Linked DNA regions of Homo sapiens: region 2 is linked to region 1. Evidence: read pairs that join two places in POLR2A ChIA-PET (ENCODE). Cell type or tissue: Panc1. All regions are shown on one strand.

Region 1 (5,000 bases):
ATAAGTGCCCTCACCATGACATAATGTCGCTGCATTTCCGTCTTCTCGCTGGCCAGCTTCTCACATTCTAGCTTGAGGCTGAGAAGAAGAGAGAGGGCAAGGGGCTCCCACCCGCCCCATGTGGGCCGGCTTCCAAAGTGAGAGGCTGGATCTCCCCCTCCCGACTTCCTTACAGACCTCCCCCCACCTCCTGTCCCAGTCCCTCCCCGCCCCTTCCTGGGCTCCAAATGCCCCAGCTCTGACTGTCCCCAGACCCCTCTGCACCTGCGCTTCCACCTGGAGGCCTTTGTCGCGCCCCCCCTCCAACCGGGAGCCCCTCCTCCCCGCCCTATACCCCGGAGGCCTCGCCCCGCCCCGGCGCCCAGGTGAACTCCCGCGGCCCCTGGGGCGGCCCCCCTCACCTGTGGTATTGAGCCTGAAGAAACTGGAATTCTTCTTTGATGCGGTCGCAGATCTCCAAGATCGAGAACTTGAAGGGCTGGCCGGACTGGAGCGGGGTCTGGGGGGGGTGTGGGGGAAACGTCAGGGTCTGAGTTCCCGGACACTGGGGGCCCCCTCCCCGCAGTCCGCACTCACCGGGTGCCTTCCCTGGGGGTACATCCTGCCGATCCGAAAAGCCCCCCAGGCGCCACCAGAGCTTGATGATATGGAGGCGGCAAGAGTGGGGGAGGCTGAAGTGGGGTGGTGGGGAGGCTGCCCGAAGAAAGAGGGAGGAGGGAGAAGCGGCGCGGGGCAAGGGACCCTGGAGTCCCTGGCGCGCCCCCAAGCGCGCGCGCCCGGGGTCGTGGGAGCCCCTCCCCGGGTTGGGGTGCGCGGGGCGAGCGGGGCGGGCAGGGGCAGCGGCCGGGGCGGGAGCGCGGCGAGGGCGGCCGCGGCAGCCGGCGCAGAAGGTCGGGCGCGCCGCGGCCGGGTTTCGGTGGCGGCGGCGCGGGCGGCGGGCCCCGCGCGGAGCCGCCTCCCTCCGGCGGGGCTCGGCCGGGAGCCGCGGGCTGAGCCGCCTTAAGGTGGCGCCGCCGCCCCCACGCGCCCGCGGCCCGCCCCGCGCCCACCCCCGCGCACCGCCCCTCCCCGCGCCCGCGCCCCCCCCGGCCCCCGGGCACCCGCCCCCTTCCTTCAGTCCCTGGGCCGTTGGGGAAACTGAGGCCGGGTGGGGAGGCGCCCAGTGCCTTAAAACAGGGTCCCCACCCCCTCCCGGAGGGGCGGGAGAAGAAAAACCAGTGAAGAAATTCACACCGTGTTACCCACCGTGGGAGCGGGGGGGGGGGCTTGCGGGGAGCGGGGACCAGTCTGGAGTCGGAAATGGCTTTTCTGAGCAAGTGACATTGGGTTGAGATTGAAGGGTCAGCAGGACGCAGCCTTGCCAAGCGCTGGCAGGGAACCCTGCCAGAAAGGGAATCTCACAGCAAACACTGCTTCCCAGATCATGCCGGGCCCTCGCCCTCTGGGGGCCTCAGTAGTCTCTGCAAAAGGTCAGGGGTGGTGCGCTATCTTTAGGGTTTAATTTTTTGCAGAGATAGGGTCTCCCTGTGTTGCCCAGGCTGGAGTACAGTGGGGCAATCATGGCTCACTGCAGCCTCGAACTCCTGGGCTCAAGCGATCCTTCCCCCTCAGCTTCTCCAGTAGCTGGGACTACAGGTGTGCACCACCACGCCCAGCTAATTTTTTAATTTTTTGCAGAGATGGAGTAGGGGGGCGTCTCACTATGTTGCCCAGGCTGGTCTTGAACTCCTGGACTCAAGCCTCTCTCTTCGGCCTTCCAAAGTGCTGGGATTACGGGCGGGAGCCACCGCACTGGGCACTGCACTTAAATGAGATAGTGCATGAACGCTGTCAGCCTCTCCCTACACAGAGCAAACTTCCACAGATGGGAATTGTGTTCCTACTGCCATCACCAGTGGACTGGGCTGTCTCCCCTCTCAGACTGGGTTTCTTGAAGGCAGGAGCCGTGTCCCACTCAGAACTGGAAGAACCACAGCTCTGCCATCAGACTCAAGTCTCTCCCACGGCAAAGGCTCCAGCCCCGACCAGAGACCACAGACATCCAGCCAGCATCCTTCAGGCCCACCCGGGGAGTGGGAAGTTCTTATTCTCTTTGGAGAAACCTCAGGAGAGGTTTGTGAAGTCAATCAACAAACGTGTACTAAATGCATACTGTGGACCACACACTGCTGTAGACACTGGGGCACAGCTGGGAACAAAACAGAGAAAAATCCATGCCCCTTGATGACACTTGGACTTGTGTCCTTAGGTGATCGAGTACCTAATGGTACCTAAGGGTTAGGGTTACAAAAACCCATTTTGTACCCTTACAAAAGGGCACAAGAGCCCTTATCAATGGGCCAGGGGTGGTGGGTCATGCCTGTAGCTCCAGCACTTTGGGAAGCTGAGGAGGGAGGATCGCTTGAGCCCAGGAGTTCAAGACCAGTGTGGACAACACCGCGACAATACAAAAAAACATTTTTGTGTTTTTTGTATCTCTACAAAAAATACAAAAATAATTAGCCAGGCATGGTGATGCACACCTGTGGTCCCGGCTACTTGGGGGGCTGAGGCGGGAGATACCTGAGCCCCAGAAGGTCAAGGCTGCACTGAGTTGAGATCACATCACTGCACTCCAGCCTGGGTGACAGAGCAGGACCTTGTCTCAAAAAAAAAAAAAAAAAGCCCTTATCAAATTTAAAGCCATCGTTTTCCAGCCCACAGATATTTACAGAGCACCTATGACGTGTCAGGCATCCTTCCAGGCACAGGGATTGTAAGGGTGGATAAGGGAGACAGATCCCTGCCCTCTCTGAGTTTGTGGGATGTGAGTGACAGGCTAGGCAGGTTCACAGCTTGGTAATTATGGGACTATTTGTACAGACAGAGGAAGAGTTTAGAGGGCAGTGATAGAGATGAACAAAAGCAAACCTGCTTATGTGGGGTGTCTGGGAGAGGACCCTTGGGGGAGGGTAGCCTTGGAGATGAGACCTGAACGATGAGGTTGGGCAGCTCTGGGAAGGGAGGAAAAGAGACACAGCCTGGGATAAAGATACAATTGTGTGTGTGTGTGTGTGTGTGTGTGTGTGTGTGTGTGTGTGTGTAGTACTCACTAGCTCCCTATTGCCCTCAAAATAAATCCAAACTCATCTCTCTTCCCACAAGGCTCTTCACAAAACTCTTCCCCTTTTCCCCTTCACCATCTCTTTATGTTTTGTTTATTGTTTATAGAGACAAGGTCTCACTGTGTTGCCCAGGCTGGTCTTGCATTCCTGGGCTCAATCGATCCTCCCACCTCGGCCTCCCAAAGCACTGAGATTACAGGCATGAGCCACTGCACCCGGCCAGCCAGCTTCATGATCTCAACTCCGGTCATTTTCGCCCTCACTCACTCTGCCCAAGTCACACTGGCCTCACACCAGGCACAGTCCAGCCTCAGGGCCATTGCACTTTCTGTTCCCTGTACCTGGAATGCTTTTCCCTTGCTTCTTATCATTCAAGTCTCAGCTCAAAAGCTACCTCCTCAGAACGGCCCCTCCTAGCCACCCATTTCAACAGCTTCTGCCCACCCCGTTATTTTCACACTCTCCATCCTATTCTCCCTCTCTTCCCAGCTCCTACCATAGTGTGTGGCTTTTTGTTTGTTTTTGTTTTTGTTTTTTGAGACGGAGTCTTGCTCTGCTGCCCAGGCTGGAGTGCAGTGGCGCGATCTCGGCTCACTGCTGCAACCTATGCCTCCCGGGTTCAAGCGATTCTCCTGCCTCGGCCTCTGGAGTAGCTGGTATTACAGGCTCCCGCCGCCATGCCCAGCTAATTTTTTTTGTATTATTAGTAGAGACGGATTCACCATGTTGGCCGGGCTGGTCTTGAATTCCTGACCTCAGGTGATCCACCTGCCTCGGCCTCTCAAAGTGCTGGGATTACAGGCGTGAGCTACCATGCCTGGCCTTCGGTTTTTTTGTTTTTGTTTGTTTTGAGACGGAGTCTCATTCTGTCGCTGGAGTGCAGTGGCGTGATCTCGGCTCACTGCTGCAACCTCTGCCTTCTGGGCTCAGGTGATTCTCCTGCCTCAGCCTCCCGAATAGCTGGGATTACAGGTGCCCACCACCACGCCTGGCTAATTTTTATGTTTTTAGTAGAGACCGGCTTTCGCTATGTTGGCCAGGCTGGTCGCAAACTCCTGACCTCAGATGATCCACCCTCCTTGGCCTCCCAAAGTGCTGCGATTACAGGCTTGAGCCACCGTGCCCAGCCCACAGTGTGTTTTGGATGTGAGTATGTTTACTCGGAGGTTGTTCGCGTCCTTGTTTGTCTCCCTCACCACGAAGAAGGCTGTGGAGGGACTGAGCCTGTCTAGGTCTCTGCGGGGCCTGGCACACAGTAAGTGCTCAATAACCAGCCTAAAGCCAGAAACCGCCGGCCACACTCCCTGCTTGGAAATTCTCACAAACAGGGAGCGCCATCATTCTACGCTGTCAAGAGTCCGTGATTCCAGGTTCTTGGGGGTCTGTGAAGTGCTGATTCCAAACCCTTTCCGGCAGGTGTTTCACTGCTCCTGGGAGGCCAACATCTCCCCTGCCTGGACCTTGAGCATACATGGTAGCCTCTGTCCTCATTGTCTGCAACTGTCCACCCCACATCTTCCTTCTTGTTGGTTGTTTTTTTTTTTTGACGGAGTCATGCTCTGTCGTCCAGGCTGGAGTGCAGTGGCACGATCTCGGCTCACTGCAACCTCCGCCTCCCAGTTTCAAGCGATTCTCTTGCCTCAGCCTCTCAAGTAGCTGGGATTACAGATCTCGGCTCACTGCAACCTCCGCCTCCCAGGTTCAAGTGATTCTCCTGCCTCAGCTTCTCGAGCAGCTGGGATTACAGACATACACCAAGCCTGGCTAATTTTTTTTTTTAATGGAGTCTCACTCTGTCGCCCAGGCTGGAGTGCAGTGGTGCCATCTCAGCTCACTGCAAGCTCTGCCTCCCAGGTTCACACCATTCTCCTGCCTCAGCCTCCCAAGTAGCTGGGA
Region 2 (5,000 bases), 54 kb after region 1:
GCCAAGGCTAGAGTGCAGTGGTGCAATCATAGCTTACTACACCCTCAGCCTCCCAGGCTCAAGCAATCCTCTCACCTCAGCCTCCTGAGTAGCTGGGACTACAGGTGCATGCCACCACACGTGGCTACTTTTTAATGTTGTATTTTTAGTAGAGATAGGGTCTCGATATATTGCTCAAGCTATTCTTGGACTCCTGGGCTCAAGCGATTCTCCAGCTTCAGCCTCCCAAAGTGCTGGGATTACAGGTGTGCGGCACTGGGCCTGGCCAAGCAACTTTCCATGTGCCCGTTGGCCTACGGAAATTTTTATCACTACGCTTATTTCACCGATGAAGAGATGGAGATTCAGAGAGGGCAAGTCTCCCCCTGAAAGTCACACAGCTTGGGGAGGGTGTGCTGGATGAGAACCAGAGAGCCGGACTCCCAGCTTCCAGCAGCATAAACCACGGCTGTTGTTAGTATGGAGTGTAGGCGTCTGTACTGACATGTCTTCATTTCTGTTGGCAAAATACCTAGGAATGAAATGGCTGGATCCTGTTTATTTATTCAAAATAAATATAAATAGATACTGTTTATATTATTTATTTATCTATCTATTTATTTATTTAATATTATCTTTTTCAGAAGGAGTCTCACTCTGTTGCCCAGGCTGGAGTGCAGTGGCATGATCTTGGCTCACTGCAACCTCTGCCTCCCTGGTTCAAATGATTCTCCTGCCTCAGCCTCCTGAGCAGCTGGGACTACAGGCGTGTGCCACCATGCCTGGCTAATGTTTGTATTTTTAGTAGAGACGGGGTTTCACTGTGTTAGCCAGGATGGTCTCGATCTCTTGACCTCGTGATTTGCCCACCTCGGCCTCCCAAAGTGCTGGGATTACAGGCGTGAGCCACCGCGCCCAGCCACTTTTGTATTTTTAGTAGAGATGGGGTTTCATCATGTTGGCCAGGCTGGTCTCGAACTCCTGAGCCCAAGTGATCCACCCACCTCGGCCTCCCAAAGTTCTGGATTTACAAGTATGAACCACGGCCAGCCCTAGATCCTGTTTAAATTTTTTTTTTTTTGAGACGGAGTTTTGCTCTTGTTGCCCAGGCTGGAGTGCGATGGTGCAATCTCGACTCACCGCAACCTCCGCCTCCCAGGTTCAAGCGATCCTCCTACCTCAGCCGCCCGAGTAACTGGGATTACAAACATGCGCTACCATGCCCAGCTAATTTTTGTATTTTTTTAGTAGAGACGGGGTTTCTCCATGTCAGTCAGGCTGGTCTCGAACTCCCTACCTCAGGTGATCCACCCACCTCGGCCTCCCAAAGTGCTCGGATTACAGGCGTGAGCCACAGCGCTCAACTGATCTTGTTTAAATTTTGAAGAATCCGGCCGGATGCGGTGGCTCACACCTGTAATCCCAGCACTTTGGGAGGCCGAGGCGGGCGGATCATGAGGTCAGGAGATTGAGACCGTCCTGGCTTACACGGTGAAAGCCCGTCTCTATTAAAAAATGCAAAAAACATTAGCCGGGCGTGGTGGCGGGCGCATGTAGTCCCAGCTACTCAGGAGTCTGAGGCAGGAGAATGGCGTGAACCTGAGAGGCGGAGCTTGCAGTGAGCCGAGATCACGCCCCTGCACTCCAGCCTGGGCAACAGAGCAAGACTCCGTCTCAAAAAAATATTTTTTTAAATAAAGAATCTGCTAGACTTTTTTCCAAAGTAGCCGCACTATTTCACATTCCCACCAGTCATGGAGGAGAATCCCAGTTGCTTCCTTTTTTTTTTTGTTTGGTTTTAGATCAGGGGTTCTCGTTTTGTGTGCCAGGCTGGAGTGCAGTGGTGCGATCATACCTCACTGCAGCCTCAAACTCCTGGGCTCGATCGATCTTCCCACCTCAGTCTCCCAAGAAACTGAGACCACAGGCATGCACCACCATGCCTTACTCATTTATTATTTTTTGTAGAGATGGGGTCTTGCTGTGTTGCCCAGGCTGCTCTTGAACTCCTGAGCTTAAGTGACCCTCATGCCTTGGCCTCCCAAGTAGCTGGGACCAGAGGCATGTGCCACCATGCCCAGCTTGACCATTTTTTAAATTTTTTATTTCTGAGACAGAGTCTTGCTCTGTCCCCCAGGCTAGAGTGCAATGGCGCCATCTCTGCTCGCTGCAACCTCCGTCTCCTGGGTTCAAACAATTCCCCTGCCTCAGCCTCCCGAGTAGCTGAGATGACAGGCACCCGCCACCATGCCTGGCTAATTTTTGTATTTTTAGCAGAGACGGGGTTTCACCTCGTTGGCCAGGCTGGTCTCAGGTGATCCACCCGCCTTGGCCTCCCAAGGTGTTGGGATTACAGGCGTGAGCCACCAAGCCTGGCCTGATGATTTTCTTTTTTCTTTTTCTTTTTTTAATTTTTGAGACAGAGTCTTGCTCTGTCGCCCAGGCTGAAGTGCAGTGGCGTGATCTCGGCTCACTACAACCTCGGCCTGCCGGGTTCACACCATTCTCCCGCCTCAGCCTCCTGAGTAGCTGGGATTACAGGTGCCTGCCAACATGCCTGGCTAATTTTTGTATTTTTAGTAGAGACGGGGTGTCATTATGTTGGCCAGGCTGGTCTTCAACTCCTGACCTCAGGTGATCCACCCGCCTCGGCCTCCCAATGTGCTGGGATGACAGGCGTGAGCCACCACGCCGGCTGATTTTCTTTATGGCAGGCAATGAGTGCTCATTTTCCACCCTGAGGCCTGGAGGGGCTGGTGTTTGGGTGCGGAGGGTCCTGCCCCCTGACTCCGGAGCTGTAGTTCTGGCAATAGGTGCCCTTGCACCCTGCCTGTCCTCAGCCTGGGTCCCCATCACCTTTGTCCTCGCTCGCAGCTCTGTGCCAGGAAATGGCCTTGTTCTCACCCCGGGCCCTCATAAAATCCAGTTCCTCAAGGTCCAGGAGGCCAAGGCCACAAGGAAGGGAGGAGGCCGTGGGGAGCTGAGGAGGGAGGGAGGGGCCGCCAACGCCATGAAGGCACTGCTGTGAGTGTGGACTTTGTCACTCTGAGCCTCTGGGTGGGGACGCTGGAGTCAGTATTCAGCTCCGGGTTGGGGCCCAGGGTCAACTCCCCATCTCTGGATGGGCCTCAGTTTCCCCATCTTCCCCACAGGAGGCTTTCTGTGTCCTGGCCCAGTTCCCGGCACACAGTAGGCACTGAGAACGGAAGACCCCCCATGATGTTGTTGTTTCTTTTCTTTCTTTCTTTCTTTTTTTTTTTTTGAGACGGAGTTTTGCTCTTGTTGCCCAGGCTGGAGTGCAATGGCGCAATCTCAGCTCACTGCAACTTCCACCTCCAGGGTTCAAGCGATTCTCCTGCCTCAGCCTCCCAAGTAGCTGGGATTACAGGCGTACACCACCACGCCCAGCTAATTTTGTGTTTTTAGTAGAGACGGGGTTTCTCCATGTTGAGTCTCGTCTCGAACTCTTGACCTCAGGTGATCCGCCTGCCTCAGCCTCCCAAAGTGCTGGGATTACAGGCGTGAGCCACCACGCCTGGCCTGTTTCTTTTCTTTCTTTCTTTTCCCCCTCCCCTCCCCTCTCCTCTTCTACTTTCCTTTCCTTTTCCTTCTTTTCTTTATTTTTTTGAGAAGGAGTCTCACTCTGTTGCCCAGGCTGGAGTGCAGTGGCGCAATCTCGGCTCACTGCAACCTGTACCTCCCGAGTTCAAGTGATTCTCCTGCCTCAGCCTCCTGAGTAGCTGGGATTACAGGTGCCCACCACCATGCCCAGCTAATTTTTGTATTTTTTGGTAGAGACAGAGTTTTACCATGTTGGCCAGGCTGGCTTCAAACTCCTGACCTCAAGTGATCCGCCCGCCTTGGCCTCCCAAAGTTCCAGGATGACAGGCGAGAGCCAATGCGCCTGGCCTTTTCTTTTCTTTTTCTTTCTGCCAGGGTCTCACTCTGTCACCCAGGCCGGAGTGCAGTGGCACAATCACAGCTCACTGCAGCCTCAAACTCCTGGCCCCAGCAATCCTCCCACCTCAGACTCCCAAAATGCTGGGATTGCAGGCGTGCATCAATACACCCAGCTAATTTTTAAATTTTTTTTCTTTCTTTTTTTTTTTTTTTTTGAGATGGAGTCTCGCTCTTTCACCCAGGCTGGAGTGCAGTGGCGCGATCTCGGCTCACTGCAGGCTCCGCCCCCTGGGGTTCACGCCATTCTCCTGCCTCAGCCTCCCATGTAGCTGGGACTACAGGCGCCCGCCACCTCGCCCGGCTAATTTTTTGTATTTTTAGTAGAGACGGGATTCACCGTGTTAGCCAGGATGGTCTCGATCTCCTGACCTCATGATCCGCCCACCTCGGCCTCCCAAAGTGCTGGGATTACAGGCTTGAGCCACCGCGCCCGGCCTAATTTTTAAATTTTTTTGTAGAGATGGGGTTTTGTGGTGATGTCCAGGCTAGGCTCCAACTCCTGCCCTCTAACTATCCTCCTACCTCAGCCTTTTGAAGTGCTGGGATTACAGGCGTGAGTCGCTGAGCCTGGCCCCAACTGTTGTTCCTGCTCCCCACTGGATCTCCTCCCAACAATGCCCAGGACAGCCCTGCAGCCAGGAGGGGGTTTCCACGGAGTTTCTTTTATTATTATTATTATCTGAGACTGAGTCTCGCTCTGTCGCCCAGGCTGGAGTGCAGTGGCACAATCTCTGCTCACTGCAAGCTCCGCCTCCTGGGTTCATGCCATTCTCCTGCCTCAGCCTCCAAAGTAGCTGGGACCACAGGCACCCGTCACCAGGCCTGGCTAATTTTTTTGAATTTTTTTAGTGGAGACAGGGCTTCACTGTGTTAGCCGGGATGGTCTCGATCTCCTGACCTTGTGATCTGCCTGACTCAGCCTCCCAAAGTGTTGGGATTACAGGCGTTAGCCACTGCGCCCGGTCCACGGAGTTTCTTTAATAAATGCTCAAGGCTGGGCGCGCTGGCTCATGCCTGTAGTCCCAGCACTTTGGGAGGCCGAGGTGGGGAGGTCACGAGGT

What was found. ChIA-PET counts read pairs that join two places held together with the same protein. Peaks named below come from ENCODE experiments on the same cell type or tissue, not always from the same donor. Only the 100,000 strongest peaks of a DNase experiment are listed, where the experiment ranks them.
Region 2: POLR2A ChIA-PET joins it to region 1 with 7 read pairs; 13 of 35 experiments call an interaction of 5 or more read pairs at or near these places.

The regions. Positions count from the first base shown.
Region 1 is chr19:3,028,305-3,033,304 of GRCh38, forward strand. TLE2 (TLE family member 2, transcriptional corepressor) reads right to left here and starts at 976. Exons shown (of 20, transcript NM_003260.5): 1 at 577-976; 2 at 402-499; 3 at 15-78. The coding sequence starts at 600. In Panc1, no CTCF peak of the experiment used is centred here; no DNase peak of the experiment used is centred here; H3K4me3 peaks cover 580 bases.
Region 2 is chr19:3,082,177-3,087,176 of GRCh38, forward strand. No RefSeq gene overlaps it. Among named protein-coding and RNA genes, the nearest start is that of GNA11, 9.7 kb to the right of the region's middle. In Panc1, no CTCF peak of the experiment used is centred here; no DNase peak of the experiment used is centred here.